Linked DNA regions of Mus musculus: region 2 is linked to region 1. A link is a loop called in an ENCODE intact Hi-C map of the cell type or tissue named here. Cell type or tissue: heart. All regions are shown on one strand. Links, peaks and the distances in the headings refer to the core of each region. The heading gives the core; the rest is flanking DNA. Region 1 overlaps Itga9 (integrin alpha 9). Region 2 overlaps Itga9 (integrin alpha 9).

Region 1 (5,376 bases), core at 159-5,158:
TAACAAAGATGTATCTCTTCCCTATTGTTCCTCGGCTTCCCATGCTAGTTAACTCCCACTAGCAACAAGGCAGCTTTGGATTTACCCATTTAACACAAGAGTGGCCGTTAGAACAAGCTGAGGTGTTGTTGTCAGTCAAGCCAGGCTCTTCCTCACTGGAGATAGCGTATTCCACATAGGGATTTGGAGACTCCATATCCTTCCATTGCCAGCTCTCCCATTCCCTTGGGGGCTTCAAGTCTTTGGCTTCTTGGGAACAGAGGAAAGGCATCCTTCTCTAGAGACAAGTCATATGCCTTCCACTCACTATCTGTCAAGGAAAATTTACTCACAGCTGGCCTCAAAAGAACCTGGAAAATTTGGCTGAGGCTGAACAGCCAACTCATTCATATAGTGCCGTGGGACTGGGATCGGAGATGAAGGACAGATCTCCTTGTGAGATGGCAGGGGAGCAGGATTAGCCAGAACTTGGTGATAGAGCATGTGGGGAACAATGAAGGGAAATAGGTAGCCTGAAACCCCTAAGGTCTCTAGTTGGCAGATGAGTGGATAACGCTGTCTCTGGGGGATGGAGCTGACAGGAAGGCAAAGGATGTGAAGCAGGAATGTTCAGGCTGGTCACTGGCCCACCATAGTCTGGTGCTATAGAACTGTGTCATGAATACAAGAACCCATAGGAAAAGGTGTCTAATGACCCTATGTCCCTTGTGCTAATCTCAGAGAGGGGTGGTTCAGGAAGATGCTGATGCTGTACTCACAGCCTTAGCACCTGATGGGATCTGCCCATCGGTTTCCAAGTACAAAGCTCAACATAAGAAGAATCAAGGGGAAATAGATACCCAGTGGCCCAGGCGGAAGCAGGGAGTCTGACATCCTGACCTGTTATCTCGGTGGGGAGGATGTGTTCTGTCCTTGCACTGTGACATTCCCTTTGCTTGCTTTGGACTCAGATTTGTTACTCTGGGCATGTGATGCCAAGAAGGACTGAAAGCTGGCATGATGCAGAAATCCCCAGAAATAGGAGCCAGTAAAGGCCAAGTCTGGGGCTGTAACCACGGGCCACTTGGCCAGTGAGCTAATGGGTCAGTCAGTCCAGGTTGCTGTTACCACCCATGGGTTCATGGTTGCCAATGATGCCAGTGAGGTCACAGCCCTGGGGCTGCCTGAGGTCTGGGCTAACAGCTGGCCACCAGAGCAGGGACTTACAAACACTTTGTGGGTAGGGGTTAACATGGGAGTATAAAAGTCAGATCGACAGCTTTTTACCATTGTGCCTCCAAGGTGGGACTCAAATCTCTGCCTGTGGGGAACCTGAGCAGAGTAAGAAAAGATCAGAGGCCTTGTTCCTAGATCTGTCAACCTTGGCCACCTCTCTCACTCAGACTATTGAACAGTGGGAAGCAGTGGGGACAGCAGTTCAAAGTTTGCGGGGGACGGGGGGGGGGAAGTCACTGTTAAAGAAGTGTGAAGTGTGTTTTGCCCTCTTTGTGGATTTTGCGTGAAAAATGGAAGGGGCTGGATAGCTGCTTATTTGGAAAGAAGGCACAGGCACACAAGACAACCATCAGGAGCCTAGAGCCATCCCACGGCCACACACAGCCCTGGTGAGTTACATAGCTGCAGTGATGCGAGTTGGAATGACTCCTCCCCTTCAAGAAGAGCCAACTGCGTCCTTATCCACACCTGCTTAGTGCAGGGCCGGATTTGTAAAACAGCACCTGTGAATGGAATGACGGCGATCACCAGTCCAAACCAACCTGTTTTCAGAAATATTTGTATTAATTTGATGCCCCAGCAGCCTGCATGACCCCTTTTAGCACCAAAGGGATAGCTGTGTTTGCTGAGCATGAGCAGGGCAATCTGGGACTCTAAGGACAGACAGTGGTTGTAAAGCAAGAGGTTGTAACCCCTAGGGAATCATGTGCCTCATGGAGTGTCCTAAGATGACATGGAAGGACATTGTTGCTGTGTTTCATATCTGGTAGATTTGCAGCACTGGGAAGAGAAGCGCCATCATGCTGAAAGAAAAGCTACCTTGAAATATAGAGATAGCCCTATCTCCAAATATATCTGGGGCAACCCAGAACAGCAGAGGCCTGAGTGTGAAGTAATGGAGAAGATTCCAGAGGGTTCAGATTATGTACAGGGATAAATGCATCCACCTACCGGTGGAGCCAGCAGCCCCGAGTGGTTAATACCAACGACAGACAGACAGACAGACAGACAGACAGACAGTAGCCCTGGTACAACAAAGGCCAGGCGAGCGGGGAGGAGAAAACCCAATGAGAAAAGACCGGCCCAGCAAGATGTACAGACGGCAACAATCTCTAATGGCAGGTGCCCAGACTGAGTCCAAACACTGTGGAAGAAAATAACCAAGACTGAAAGCAAACAGACTCCCGTCCAAAGCGCACAAGTCGGAAAATGCCAGAGCAGCATAAACACCTCGAAGTGAATGCAGCCACTTGGCCTCTTGTTTGAGTAATCAGAAGTGGCACTAGCAATGCCGTAGGAGCGGAGTCCGACTCGGATGGCTTTGACCTCACTTGGCTTTTCCCCTCTCTTCAAACAATGCATGAGGGCTGCCTCGCCATTCCATTCCTTTCTTGGAGCCGCATTGCAGTCTACCAGCCCTCGAGAAAGGACACTTTGGGGCACTTTCCTACCAGCCAGTTCTCAAGGGCATTCTCTCTGCCCTTACATGGGGAGGTACAAATGACCTGGCCCTAAGCCTGGACTCGTAGCTGTGTGCACTTGGCTGTCTCTGGGTCTGAACCTGAGAGGCACCTGGAAGCCCCTCCCTTATTCTGCTGTGGCAGGGAGGTTGAAGGCTGCTTTCCCGTGGAAATGTTTTCTTCCCCCACCTTCTTTCACAGCTATGATGGGCCAGTCAACAAGCACTCTCGGGCACTGAAGCTAGAACAGCATTGTGCTCGGATCTTTTGGCATGTTGGCCAAGGTTTTTGAGTTAGAGTAGAAGCCAACAAGCCCTTTGTAGTTCAGGCTTTAGAAGTAGCACAATACTTGTCCTTACGAACTCTCTTGGCTGGAGCAGATAAGGCTGCGTGGGGAAACTAAGTCTGACTCCTAATGAAAGGAGCTGCCAGTTGTGGTGTTGTTGTTGTTATTTTCTGCCTTTTACCCAAAATTCATTTTGTGTCCTCATTTCGTAGCTTGAAGCCCATGGTTTCTGAAGTTTTGGTAAGCTTCCCTGAGGCTGTAAAGAGAGACAGGTGTCACCTCTGTGTTAGTACAATATGAACTCAGGGTTGAGATTTGGAAGGCAGCAAGGAATTCATCTTTTATCCACACTAGAAATTCAGAAATGAAAGTCAGTCTTGGAGGAAAAGAGAGCCATGTTTTCAAACCCCAGTCGTGAGGCTGTCAGGTAAACAAGAGTACCTCATGCTCTCTCATTGTGGCCTTCCTTGAGACCACCTCAGCACCCAAGCATCATAAAGACAGCCATTCCAAAACAGTATGTTGTAAAACAGCAACTTGAAATATACCAGATGGTGCGAGGAGCCAGAGACGCGGAGGGAGAAGGCAGTCGGCATTCTTTCTTATCCTTCACCTCTGTGCCTGGACTTGACGTTGAAAAGGCATCTGGAATATTATTCCCATTCTAAGTGCTTCCGAAGTTATAGATCATCAGAGGGTGTGCTCAGGGCCCTTCTCTGTGTGCTCTTGCTCTGCCTTACGGTTATGCTACCCTCTGCTCCCTCTCTCTGTTCCACACCCAGATCAAAGCCGACTCTTCCTATGTCCCAGGTGTGCCTCCCACCTTCCCCGTGTTCTTTAGTAGGTCCAGGGCAGGAATGGCCTCCCAGAGCAGGTTTGGTTGTAGGGAGGAAGAGCCAGGATACATCTGGGATCCTGAGCCAGCATGCAGTGGTGTTGAAGTTATGCCTGGTTCTTCCTCCCAGCTCCATGCTTCCAGAAATAAGACTCATACTCAAAATATATTTACAAATACCTTGGTCATATAGCTAGACTCTTTTCTGACTGGATATAACTTAAAATATCCCATTTATTTTTAACCTACATTCTGCCACGTGGCTGGCTAGCTGTGTTCAGGTACCATGCGTCTGTCTCCTCACATCTTCCTGCTTGAGTCTCCTTTTAGTCTCTATTTCCCTGAATCCTCTCTCTTCCTGCCAGTCTCCCACCTCCTATTTCCTGCCTCAGCTCATTGGCCATCATCTTTTTTATTGACAGGTGATGCTTCTAAGAGGCTCTCTCTATATGATGGGACCATGGAAGGTGAGGGAGATCAAACAGGGCAGTGCTTATTCCATCTCAAGTCTTCACTAAGATCCCCTTGTAGCACACAGTCCATCTTAAAGTGTGTTATAGTATGTCCTCCCTCCAGGCCAATGTAGGCAGAGCTTTCTCTAGGGCTGGAGTGAGGGCAGTACTGAGAACATACCTACCATATGTGCAACCCTACTCCATCCTCCACAGAGAAGAGAGGAACACATTTTCTCTTTTAAATACAGCATCCACTTCCTTTGAGTCCCACAGGTGCTGATGGAAACCCTTCAGCTATGCATGCACACACTCCCAGCTCCATGGGCAGTGAGAGGCTGGGTGGGATCTTTGTCTTCTCGCTCTCAACTGGCTACTGCTGGGTGCGAAGAGCAGGCAGTAACTGTGAATGTCAGCTTAGCTCAAGCCACATGAAGCAGATGATAAACATGGTTACCAGCCATGTGGCTGTGGAAGGGAGATTTTGTGGCTTACTATGGACCCGTGATGGGGCTCTAAGATCCTTTCCCCTACCACATAAAGTCTCTCTGTCTCTCTCTCTCTCTGTATGTATGTGCACATGTACATGTGTATGGGTATGTGCGCATGTGTATGTGTGTGCACACCTGCACACTCACGTGCATGTATTTATGTATATGTATGTGTATGTGCATGTGTGAGGCCAGTGCTAAGTGTCTTCCTTTATCACCGTCCTCCTTATTTTCTGAGTCAGGAACTCTCGATGAGCCTGGACTTCACCAGTTTGGCAAGACTGATTTGGCCAGTGAGCCCTGGGGATCCTCCTGTCTCAACCTCCCCAGTGCTAGATTTAAAGGCACACACCACCACTTGCAGTTTTCAAATGCATTTATTTATTCATTTGTTTACATGTCTACGTGGTATATTCATCATATGTGTTCAGGAGTCTATGGAGATCAGAAGAGTGTCACATCTCCTGGAACTGGAGTTCCAGATGATTCTGAGCCACCATGTGGGTTCTGGGAACTGAGTTGGAGTCCTCTGCAGCAGTAGTCAATGTTCTTAACCACTGAGGCCCTCCTCACAGCATTTTAAGAATTCAGTCATCACACTTGCATGGGGAAGGTACATTCCCCAAGGTCCATCTCC
Region 2 (5,376 bases), core at 194-5,193, 57 kb after region 1:
TGCCAGAGTCTTGAACAAGAATGCTCTAATGTCAGTGAAGGTCAGTGAGAGAGGTGGCACACAAAGACCAAAGGCTTCCTTCCTCCTGGCCCTTTATAGGCATGGCCCAGATCTAAGGTGGGTCTTCCTACCTCAAAAAAATCTGGATTTAGGGTGTGTCTTCCCGCCTTAAATTATTCAATCAAGAAAAATCCTTCACAGGTGTACCCAGATGTTTTGATTTTAGATTTTAGTCCAGATGTAGTCAAGTTGACAACCACGAATAGCTGTCACATAAACCATGTTTTCTTTCTATATGCACAAGTTAGACAGGTAAATTACTAACAATAGACCAGAGTAACTATAATAATATGCTACAATAAAAACGTTATTATTATAGGATTAGTATTGATGTCCTATTTAAGGCTGTTTTATGTAGAACATGAAAATTGACACTTGAAGACACAGACTGACAGTGAAGCCCTGCCTCCCAGCCAGCAACATTGTGACTTGAATGTGAAGTGTCCCCCACAGGCCTAAATATTCGAATGCTCAGTCCCCAGCTGGTGCCAGTGCTGGGGAGATTATGGAACCTTTATAAAACCTTTAGGTGCGTAGCCTTGCACAGGGGCAGGCTTCAGGGATTATAGCTCTATCTTATTTCTGGTTGTTACTCTCTCAGCTCCCAGTGTGATCTCATGCTGGGACATAGAGACAGTCAGATCCCTGGAACTCAATGGCCAGGCAGATCAGCCAACTCAGTGAGTTCTAGGCCAGTTGGAGACCCTGTCTCAAAAAGCAAGGTAGATGGCTCCCGGGGAATGGATGACATCTAAGGTTGACCTCTGACTGCCATCCTACAAACACACGTACATGCACTACTTAAATATACAAACAAGAGAAGGGAACTATGATACCTGGGAGGTACCCTTGTGGAAGTCATCCATGGACCACAGAGGTTAAAGGTTATGTGTTATCCAGAGCCTGGGGCTCCTTCCAGAGGAGCCTGGATCCCTCTTTTTCAGAAGTAACAGGATTAACTAGTGTCTGCATCTTCCTAGTGACAGGTTTCCCCCCAGACAGAATCCTTGCTACCTAGATCCCTTTTCTCCCAGTCCTGAGTTTCTGGCCTTGTTCCTGATATCAGAAACTGCATCTCTTCCACCCATCAATGTTGCTTGGAATGGGTACCACCTCCCACTGCTACAACACCCTCATCCAGGGACTGTCTGGAGTCAGTGCACAGATATTCCTTATCCCAAATGGGATAACTTGAGGCTGTGCTTTTCAAGGTCCCAGGCACCCAGAGAGGTCACTGGCTTCATGCCACGACCCTCACCGTTGCCTACTTCTTAGTATAGCCTTCCCTGTGTGAGTTTTGGAGATCTCTCCTGAAATACTACTTGCTTCAAACCTGTCTCTTTTTAGGGTAGCCCATGCTAAGATGTTCCTGTTCTCCCAAAGCTCTAAGGCTCACCTTCTTATCACATGTGTCAAGTGGTAGTCTCTTGCCTGACGGGTAAGCCTTGGACATCAGATTTAAGTAAAATTTAAAAATTACATTGTGGGGGAAATCCACTTGGATGCGTTCTTGTCTTGCCATTTCTCAACACTTACAAGGCTACTTAAGATATTTTGTAACTTTTTCATGCACCATATTTTGGTCATATTCTTTCTACTCCCCCAGCCCCCTCCCTACCCACCCCACTTAATAATTTACAAGAGGGTTTTGAAGAAATTGGCACTATCACTGTGGTTTTTCTTTTTGGTATTGGGATTAAACCTAAAGCCTTACATATGCTAGGTAAGCTTTCTACCCCTCAGCCACATCTCCAGGCTTCAGTGAGGGGTGTGTGTGTGTGTGTGTGTATGTGTGTGTGTGTATGTGTGTGTGTGTGTATGTGTGTGTGTATGTGTGTGTGTGTATGTGTGTGTGTGTGTATGTGTGTGTGTGTATGTGTGTGTGTGTGTATGTGTGTGTGTATGTGTGTGTGTGTATGTGTGTGTGTGTATGTGTGTGTGTGTATGTGTGTGTGTGTATGTGTGTGTGTGTGTGTATGTGTGTGTGTGTGTGTGTGTGTGTATGTGTGTGTGTGTGTGTGTGTGTGTAGTAACCAATCTGATTTACATGAGTATAATTGACTGGGACGTACTTAGTGGTTGTGCAGTTAGCATCTTTCACTTACCCGTTGATGCTGGTAGCAAGAGGAAAGCATGATCTCTGGCATGTAGCTTTTACTTCCACGTAAGATCACAGCTGAGATCTTTAGGAACATTGAAAAATATCCAGTGATGGAAAAAATCCATCACCAACGTCCTTCAGCCTCCTCAGGTTCTTCCTGTTGAATCTTTAGAACAACTTATCTGGAAAGAAGTGGAGTTTTCATCCATGAGGATTCAGCATAAGTCGTTGATATATGCATCAAGTCCACCCCAGTAAGGAACTTTGGATGGTCTTCATGCTGGATGGAAGGAATGAGGCCGAAAAATAAGTGTAGCAAAAAATCTGGGACTTCACACAACTCCCAGTTGGCTACCAGTACTGCCTGACATTGGGAACAGTGAATGAATTCATGCTAAAGAATTAGGGACCCCATAATACATTCCGAAGGTAGCTGCTTTAACATGTCTTAGTAGGGCTGCAGAGAACGCTGACTGATCTTCTGGAGGTCCCAGGTTCAATTCCAAGCAATCACGTGGTCACAATTGTCTGTGACTCTAGTTCCAGGGGATCTGACATCCTCTTCTGGCCTCCACGGGCACTAGGTGTGCACACAGCACACACAGAGGCAGGCAGGCAAAATACCCACACAGAACAAACGATGCAAAGATATATTAAAGAGGAATTTTCAATAAAAAAAAAATAAGCAATGTGTGTCCATCGAGCTATGAAAGTGTAGAAGATGAGGCTTACGGAAAGGGTGCGATTCAAATCTTTTGGTGGCTGTTAATGATCCCTTTCATTAGAAAGGGCAGCGAAGGGCCTGTGTGCAAAGGAGCATGACCCACTTAAAAGGCTGCACAAGCAAATTAGAATTAATGGGAAAATCTATCAGAGGATAAAATTCCTTGAAAATTAGAAAGATTGTTCTTCAATAAATAAACAAGCACCCATGGAATGTCTGGCACACAAACTGTGCACGATTGTTTTAAACTCTTGGCAGGCGTGTCTGCGCAGCAGGTCTTCACAGAGGCCTGTTCTATTTGAACGTCATTAAAAGAACCTTTCTCGCCAGAGCCCTTCCTGATATGATGGGCTTTATTATACAAGAGTGGCAGCATGGATGGCTAAGGACATTTGACACTAGCTCTAGCTCAGACCCAGCAGGGCTGGGTGACCTCCGCTGATTGGGTCCTCTCTCAGACTCAGCTTCTCCCTCCGGAAAATGTCCAGATTAAGCTGATGGTCTGCTGCCTGCTTCGGGGTGCTTGTCTGCCGTTCAGTGAGGGCTCATAGAACTCCCTCAGGAGAGGCCAGCCTCTGACACCCCACTGAAAGATTAAACGACCAACACATCAGGTCCAGGCCGATCTTCCTAATTGTCAGGGAATTATATCCCCTTAGAAACTTGTGCTGGAACCAATTCTGACCCTGGGAGTGTAAGGATGAGCAGACGGAAACAAAGGCTCCTTCCTGGTCCCTCTGTCACACCCCATGGTGGAGACATGGTCCCCAGTACCAGATTAGTATGCAAGATCTACCAGTAGTCTCATGTACAAAAGAATAATTCTCCCTCCCAGAGCTAGCGATTAACTGCCAACAGCCACCCCTGGCCTAGAGAGAACCTCCCCAACCTATGCTGGAATTTAGGTTGGATTGATCTTGTTCACTCAGCCACAGCTTGAGCGACATAAGTGCCACACCATGCCAAGTCTAAAAGTTTGTGTTTCACAGCCCTGGCCCTCCCCTTTCACACATGGACAGTGACAAGTAGGCTTCGTGGGTGGGGTGGTTTGTATGCACTTGGTCCCCGGAGACTCATATATTTGAATGTTTGGTCCTCAGTTTGTGGAAGTGTTTGGGAAGGATTGGGAAGTGTGGACTTTTTGAAGGAAGTAAGTCAGTTGGGGTGGGCTTTGAGGTTTCAAAACCCCACAGCATTCCCAGTTAGCGTGTCTCTGTCTCTGTCTCTCTCTGTCTCTCCCTACCTCTGGCTCGTTTGTCTGTGTGTCTGTGTCTCTGTATGTCTCTCTCTCTCTCTCTCTCTCTCTCTCTCTCTCTCTCTCTCTCTCTGTGTGTGTGTGTGTGTGTGTGTGTGTGTGTGTGTGATTTTGGATTAGATGTAAGCTCTCAGCTACTGCTCTAGTGCTTGCCTGTTGCCATGCTCCCAGCCATGATGGTCAAGGACTCAAACCCTCTGGCACTGTGAGCTCCAATTAAACTCTTTCTTTTACAAGTTGCCCTGGTCATGGTGTTTTATCACAGCAAAAGAAAAGTAACTGAGGCAGTGAGTTATTAGAAAGATGGGGTGGATTATGAAGTTGGATGGGGAGTCAGAAGGAAAAATTGGAGGTATAAATGACCATGTTTAATTGTATATATGCATGAAAATTCTTTTAAATTAATTTTAAAAATTAGTGTGAGGCTACCTTGGCAAAGTTCTGAGAAGAGCTAATGAGAATTCATGGGGCTGGTAAGCTCACTCTAAGGATGTGTGTCATTCACAGGAGGAGACCAGGAAGGACCTCTGCACTATGGCAGATGGGACAGAAAGGACGCTGGTGGCAGTGGCAAGGAGTAGGCTCTGGAGGCAGCGGAGGCTCTTGCTTCTCCTCCAGCCTCCAGCTCTCTGCCTCACGATTTCCTCAGCTCTAAAGGAGGCTCTCCCGTCCAGTCCTGTGAGCCCTCCAAAAGGCTTGTTTGACAGTACCCGGTCCCATGCTAGCAAACTGTATTTTCGTTTCATTTCTAAGAATAACTTAGGGAGCAGCAACCTACTGTTTTGGTTATAGAGTTTTAGCTTTAGAGAAAGAATGAAAACAACTCCAAGGTTTCTTTTTCAAAGTTTTGAGTCCACATTCTACCCTGGAAGGTGCCTGGCTTCCCTTAATCACAAAGCCCGCTGGAATCACTTGACTATGAAAACCCAGGCATGACCTTACTGCATGGTTAAGTGGCAGAGGCCCGTGGTGGGCCTGGCAGGAGTTCAGGTGTTTCTGGCCTGATTCCTGGGAATTTACACATGAGAGAAAAGACTAACCTCGTGAACTACAACACTGAGAAAGAGGCGGCAGCTCTGGCCCGTGATGCTGTGTCCACCTATGTGGTCTCTCTGCTTAATATTCCACAGTGACTGGTCACTCTGAGGTCTCTGGCCCTGTGTGAACATGTATGCAGGTCCTTCCCCTGATCAAGCTAGGTTAATGCTGTCCCATACTCAAGGTCTGGCCGTTCTC

What was found. Peaks named below come from ENCODE experiments on the same cell type or tissue, not always from the same donor. Only the 100,000 strongest peaks of a DNase experiment are listed, where the experiment ranks them.
Region 2: a loop joins it to region 1, with 2.2 times the contacts of the local background. A loop is called at or near these places in 1 of 42 quality-filtered maps.

The regions. Positions count from the first base shown.
Region 1 is chr9:118,738,834-118,744,209 of GRCm38, forward strand. The region is part of intron 15 of Itga9 (integrin alpha 9); the gene reads left to right. Among named protein-coding and RNA genes, the nearest start is that of Gm39454, 110 kb to the right of the region's middle. In heart, for the core only: no CTCF peak of the experiment used is centred there; DNase peaks (open chromatin) are centred at 458, 1,068 and 2,728; H3K27ac peaks cover 1,934 bases.
Region 2 is chr9:118,796,126-118,801,501 of GRCm38, forward strand. The region is part of intron 17 of Itga9 (integrin alpha 9); the gene reads left to right. Among named protein-coding and RNA genes, the nearest start is that of Gm39454, 52 kb to the right of the region's middle. In heart, for the core only: no CTCF peak of the experiment used is centred there; a DNase peak (open chromatin) is centred at 3,256.